2 separate regions of the Homo sapiens genome follow, and region 2 is linked to region 1. The links are chromatin contacts, found by Hi-C in ENCODE. All regions are on one chromosome and are shown on one strand. Each heading gives the region's core, a stretch centred on a gene start or an enhancer-like site at or near the end of the contact. The rest is flanking DNA. Distances are from core to core; before and after follow the strand shown.

What was found. Hi-C counts contacts between places; a loop is a spot of excess contacts on that map. Pooled maps may share reads with other maps.
Region 2: a pooled map shows a loop between it and region 1 (2.8-fold over the local background). The contact joins the enhancer-like site here to the promoter of KCNH8 in region 1. A Hi-C loop is called at or near these places in 4 of 168 maps with a recorded cell type or tissue (B cell, CD4-positive, alpha-beta memory T cell, CD8-positive, alpha-beta T cell and 1 more), 1 of 37 single-sample maps with no recorded cell type and 13 of 50 pooled maps.

Annotation. Positions count from the first base shown.
Region 1 is chr3:19,147,082-19,150,278 of GRCh38, reverse strand. It overlaps KCNH8 (potassium voltage-gated channel subfamily H member 8), which reads right to left and starts at 1,769. Exons shown (of 16, transcript NM_144633.3): 1 at 1,484-1,769. The coding sequence starts at 1,559. RefSeq lists enhancers at 2,327-2,920, 2,921-3,197.
Region 2 is chr3:20,053,195-20,056,391 of GRCh38, reverse strand. The region is part of intron 1 of KAT2B (lysine acetyltransferase 2B); the gene reads right to left. Among named protein-coding and RNA genes, the nearest start is that of KAT2B, 14 kb to the right of the region's middle. RefSeq lists an enhancer at 1,195-1,434. Within about 2 kb of position 1,616, at least 18 of the 41 ENCODE cell types and tissues checked have a DNase peak (open chromatin) inside an H3K27ac peak, as active enhancers do; they include B cell and CD8-positive, alpha-beta T cell, where a contact is called at or near this core.

The DNA.
Region 1 (3,197 bases), core at 520-3,019:
AAAACACAGCAGTGGTGATTTTGTGTGGCGCTTCAGTGGTGTGGTAGTGGCAATGGCAGGGACTTGAAGTTTTCCTATAATATTTATCATTATTATCTAAAAAAGACATACGTAATAACATTACACCTCATACATAACATCTAACACATTTAGAATATAAAAGGGAAAAGAATGGCTAGATGTAAAGATAAAAACACTTATGAAGTGACCAAATATCCACACCAACTACCATGATTAGACTAGATGTCAAAAATAAAAACTGAACAAAATTAAAGTGATTCATTTCTTTCTCATGTAAACTTTTCCAACTATCCCTGAAGCATAAGTCCAAGACTTGCTTCCCACCCAAAGATAAGACTGTGTATTTAGACTACTGGAGTGGAAATGAAATTAGTATTGCTCTCCCATATCAGCTCCAAGAAATATACAGAGTAAAAGCAATGACACTTGAACCACTAAGAAGGACTTTAGGATAAATGAGTTTCTCTGAGTCTCAACAGAAAAATGGAAGACAGTGCACAGAAGCAAGATAAGCTAGAAAGAAGATGAGGATATTCGTAGTGAAACCAACTGAGAGCATTTGTTAGGGGTGGTAGTACAGACTCCTAATTACAGGGTTAAAGCCAGCTAGGAAGATCCACAGGGTCAAGTAGAGAGCTTGAAAAGCCTGAGAAGGAGTGGGGACCTGACCGTGGTCCTGAAAGAGAACAACTTGCAGATGATAACGAACCGTCTGCTAGCAACCACACAACATCCTATCTATTTTTTTTCCTACTGTAGCTTAAATGAGCTAAATGTCCAATAATATTCGTACTCAAAAAAAAAAAACTAAAAACTTTCTCTTATCATCAAATCGTCTTTATTCATGTCCTTCTTCCTGAACAGCCTCTGCTTGAGTGTTAGGCTCATTTAAGGATTAAAAGATACGCTATTCTAGCTCAAAAGCAGGAATCAAGGTTCTGACAAACTCACAACACTTAAAATTCTACAGAAAGCTTACACTTGGCAATCCTGCATTTCTTAAACTCAGATAGAAAATCATACCTATCCGAAATATATCACGGAATGAAGCTCCAAGAAAGAACACTCCAAGCTCTCCTTTTGATCTAGGGAGCCTTGAAACTCTAGAAAGATTAGGTACACCGATATTCCCCTTTTCACCTCAGAAAATTACAACCAATTCCCTAAAGATACACCAAAATGCAGGTCCCACAGTGAATACGGGCGTCGGTCTTTCCTCAGGCTGCGTTTCAGTCCTTAACAAACCCAAGAACTCAAGAGAGCCAACTATTACACCAATACAAAGTGTTAATACTACACCAAACCATGAGGGAACAAATTTCTCCGCACAAAAGATACCTTGGCAAGAACAGAAGAAAATTCACTCCGCTGGTGCAAAAGGGAAGGTGGGAGCAAAAGTAATGTGTACGAGAAAAATCAGTCTCAGAAAATGCCATACCACTCGTTCAAGTGTAAGACTTACGTGTTCCGTCAAAACGGGTGGCGATGGTGTCCAGGAAGGTGTTTTGCGGCGCCAGTAATCCTTTCATAACCGGCATTTTTCCAGCGTGGTGTGAAATTCTCCATCAAAGTTTGTCCAGAAGGATGGTTCGAAAGGAAAGTGCCAAGAAGGGAGAAGGGGAACCTGATGACGGCAGGGAAGGGGGACCCGGCCTGACGGCGGGGCCGAGCAGGGGAAGTGGAAGGATGGAGGGAGAAAGGGAGAGAGTTCCAGCCGCCCCGGCTGTGGCAGGAGGAGCCCCAAGAGCGCTCCCCGAGCCCGCCCCGCACCTCCAGGCTCAGCCCGGCGCAGGCTCCCTCTCCCGCCCCCTCCACCCCCGCCAGCTGCTGAAACCCCCCCACCGTCCCTCCGCGGGCAACAGTGCCCGCCAGGCGCCGCCGCGCGGTGCCTCGCCCCCCACGTCGCCCGCCCGGAAAGAGCCCGCAGTGGCCCGGGGCGCCGCGCCCTGACCGACGTCTCTGGGGTCTGGGAGGGCGGCGCTGAGAGCTGGGAGAGGCGCTGAGCCTCCCGGTCTCCACGGGACGCCGGGAAAGGAGAGCGAGCGCAACTCCCACGCCCCGGGAGCCAGTGAACAAAGACCCCTTTGTTCCCTCTCCGTCCCACTCCCGGGGAGACTGGAGTCCCGTGGGTGTGGTATTGGAGAAAGGGAGGAGACAGGTCGGGGCAGGTATCCGGCCTCAACCTAGAACTTAGGAGGGGGAGGCCCCCCAGTGGTGTCCAAGGGAGCAGAGGCAGCCAGGAGCCCCACGGGGAGGCGGCCCCCTTCCGGAGCACTTGCCATTGCGAGCCCACGCGACAGGGGCAGGGCAGCCCGAGTTAGTTGTGAGGCCCATCCCCAGTCACCAGGGTCTTTTAGTCCGGGAAACTGGCCCCGAGCTCCAAAAAGGGGTGCTTCAGCCCTTCTCCCCAAATTGCCATTGGCCTCCCCAAGCCATCCCAAACTTTAAAAAAATAGCCTTTTGAACGGACAATGGATGGTTTCCCATTCTCCGGTAAAATGTGAATAAAGCATTTCTAGAAAAGTTTGCTATTTTTATTAATTTGCAAAATACCACGTAAGTAAAAACAGTAAGGCTGCCTTCCAAAAATAGCTTCAAACACAAATCCCCTAGCCTGCCCCCCTTTCCCCAGCCCCCACTCCCGAAGACTGACACCTCCAAGAAGAAAGCCTGGCGGACGGCCAGGAACTGAAGGCGTCTCAGAAAACGAAAGTGGTCTCTCCCAGTCCTCCCCCCTGGCCCCCCCCGCGGGGACTCCCTCTCGGCCAACGTTCTGCGGGGAAAGTCGCCCAAGCCTGCGGCACAGCCCTGTGGGGAGTGCAAGGGGACACCCAGAGCCCGAACTTTATAGAAAACTCTGCAAGGGAGGTGGAGTGTGGAAGGGAAGTTGAGAGCCCCAGGGTAGAAAAACAAACGTAAGCCCAGGTGCTAGTGCACCCGGAAGGAAAGGAGGGAAAAAGCAAACAGGTGTCAGAGCCGCGGCGAGGCAGCTCTGATCTCCAGGAACTCGGGCGTGGCGGGAGGAGGGAGGGAGGGCCCACCCCCCGCCCCCTTACTAAGGGGGTTTCTTGTTTCAATTATCTCGGCTGTTGGGGCTTCGGGGGGGACCCCGCGGGTTTCGTCACGTCTGCCTTGGGCTCCGGGAGGGAGGGGGAGAAGAGAGAGAAGCGGCATCC
Region 2 (3,197 bases), core at 367-2,866, 910 kb before region 1:
GCTTCTCCTATGGTATTCTCTATCTTGGTAAATGGAACTACCATCCATTCAGTTGCTCAGGCCAAAAACCTGGACATTATCCTTCATTTCTGTCTTTTCATCACCACCTCCCTTGTAACAAATTAAGTCCTGTTGCCTCTACCCTTACAATATAGCCCAAACTAATTCTCACCCCTCCATTCCTGCTACCCTAGCCCAAGACACCATCTACTCATACCTAGACTATAATAACTTCCAACTGGCCCTCTTTATCTACTGTTTCTCTCATATACTTTATTCTTCTCAGAGCAGCCAGAGGGGTCACTTCAAACCGGAAATCTAATTTGAATTCACTGGAAACAGCCCAGATGTCCATAACAAGTCAACAGATAAACAAACTAGTACGTCCATACAGCAGAATACTCCTCAGCAATAAATAGAAATTAACTACCAATGCATCCAACACCACGGATTAATCTCAAAAATATACTGAGTGAAAGAACAGTATGTACTATGTGGTAACATTTATATGAAAAATAGCTAAATTAACTTAAAGTGACACAAATCAGATCAGTGCTTGCTTCCAAGGGAGAGAGACTTGAATGGCAAGGAGCAGGCAGAAATTTTCTAGGGGGATGGAAAAGTTCTGTCTTGATACGTATTTGTTGAAACGTATCAGAACTAAAGATCTTGACATCACTGTGTAAAAATTATATGTTGGCAATCTGGCCCCCATTTATCCCTTCCACCTAATCTCCTACACTCATACCCCCCACCCCACCCACCTCCATCTAGCCACACAGGTCTCCTGACAGGCCTCACACACGACAAGCCACTTCTGGCCCCAGAGTCTTTGCACGGCACCCTCTTCCTCACTTCTTATCATGCAGGCCTCGGTCCGTGTCCCTTCTGCAGAAGGATTTCCTGGGCATGTATCTAGAGGAATTCCCCAGGCATTCTCATTTAATTCTCTGTTTTCATTCTCTGCGAGGCACTTACCACTTTCTGTTATTTTCTGGCTTATTGTCTGCTTCTGCTACCAGAAAGCAAGCTCTGCAAGAATAAGGACCCATCTGTCACTGTATCACCAGCATCTAAATCAACACCTGGCACATTAAATAACAATTTGTTGAGTAAACGGAAAAAGTTGACATATATCACTGTCTCCACATTACAGCTGCGAAATCTGAGGCTTGTAAAGCATAAGTAACCTCCCCATAGTCACACATCAGGGTTCAAACCCAGGCAGTCTGGTGCCCAGGTCCATGTTCTAAACTACTCTCACGTCTGGCTCACAACAGTTTTGCTTCTCTGCTTGGTTTTACTCTGTTCCCTCTATCTGGGCTGGGTCTCTCTCCCACCCTTTCACCTCCCCCTGGCTCACAATGGTTTCTCTCTGCATTGACTTCATGCTTGATTATTCATTTTAATTTTTCTTTCACTTAATATCTGTCTCCTCAACAAGAAAAGGGCTCCTTGTGGCTTTTGCTTCCTTTTGCACATGTAGCAGAGAAGTGGCCACAGGCCCCTAACCGGTGCTCACAGATGTGTTCCTTTCGAGGTGGGATGAGTCAGGTAGTCCTGTGAGTATGTGCCAATCCTGGGTTACATGACTCACTTCATTATTTCAAAGTATGCTGACCTTGGCATCTTTGGCATTCTGCCATCTAGTTTCAACACCAGCTTGTCAGAGCTGATGCAAATTGGCACTGCCACCATCAATCACTATGATATTACTCAGGTCTCATCCTTGTACTTCTGGAACCTCCTGCATACCACACAAACCTCGCAAAAAGCTGCACAAGCCAAGAGTACACAACGCATGGGGACTGATTAGGATGGCATGGAATTTAATGGAAGCAACCCCATACAACTTGCCCTGAGGTTACTGACAAGATTACCCTAAACCTCCTCCTGATATTAGGTGATGTATTGTTCCAAGTGGACCATTAGAGACATTATTCACACTTTTTTCCAAAATAAATGCATCCATCTCCTTCACATCTGTAATCAATCCCAGCACTTTGGAAGGCCGATGAGGGTGGATCACGAGGTCAGGAATTCAAGACCAGCCTGGCCAAGATGGTAAAACCCCGTCTCTACTAAAGATACAAAAATTAGCTGCGTATGGTGGCAGACCCCTGTAATCCCAGCTACTCAGGAGGCTGAGGCAGAGAATTGCTTGAACCCAGGAGGCGGAGATTGCAGTGAGCCAAGATCGCGCCACTGCACTGCAGCCTAGGTGACAGAGCGAGACACCGTCTCAAAAAAAAAACAAAAAAACAAAAAACAAAAACAAAAAAAAATAAGTCTAAAGCCGGACACAATGGCTCATGCCTGTAATCCCAGCACTTTGGGAGGCCGAGGAGGATGGATCACTTGAGGTCAGGAGTTTGAGACCAGCCTTGCCAACATGGCGAGACCCCATCTCTACTAAAAATACAAAAATTAGCTCGGTGTGGTGGTACATGCCTGTAATCTCAGCTACTTGGGAGACTGAGGCAGGAGAATCACTTGAACCTGGAGATGGAAGTCGCGGTGAGCTGAGATCATGCCACTGCACTCCAGCCTGGGCTACAGAGTGAGACTCCATCTCAAAAAAATAAAATAAAATAAAAATAAATAAAAAATAAGCCTAAATGGTAAAGGAACAATTAAAGAAAGTCTATTGTAGACTTTAAAGTGGGCCACAAAGTAACAAAAAATATAAATAGTAGTTTAAAGAATGCCTTCATATACAATTGATTTTTAAGTTTACTAATATAATACAGACTTCTAGAATATATGCTAAAACTTTGTCTCACTTTGTAGCTTTTAACTCACTGATCTCATAACACTCATATACCTTCCTGAGTTTTTTTGTTTTGTCTTGTTTTTTGAGACAGGGTCTCACTCTGTCACCCAAACTACAGTGCAGCAGCACACTCACGGCTCACCACAGCCTCGACCTCCTGGACTCAAGTGATCCTCCTGCTTCAGCCTCCTGAGTAGCTAGGACTACAGACATGTGCCACCATGCCCAGCTAATTTTTGTATTTTTATAGAGATGGGGTCTCATTATGTTGCCCAGGCTGGTCTCAAACCCTTGAGCTCAAGCAATCTGCCCACCTTGGCCACCCAAAAGTAGGATCCCACACCTGGGATTACAGGCGTGAGCCACATTCCTGGCCTTAAGAATTTAATTGTAACTTGCAGAAGAGGAAACAGTGGTTGGAGAG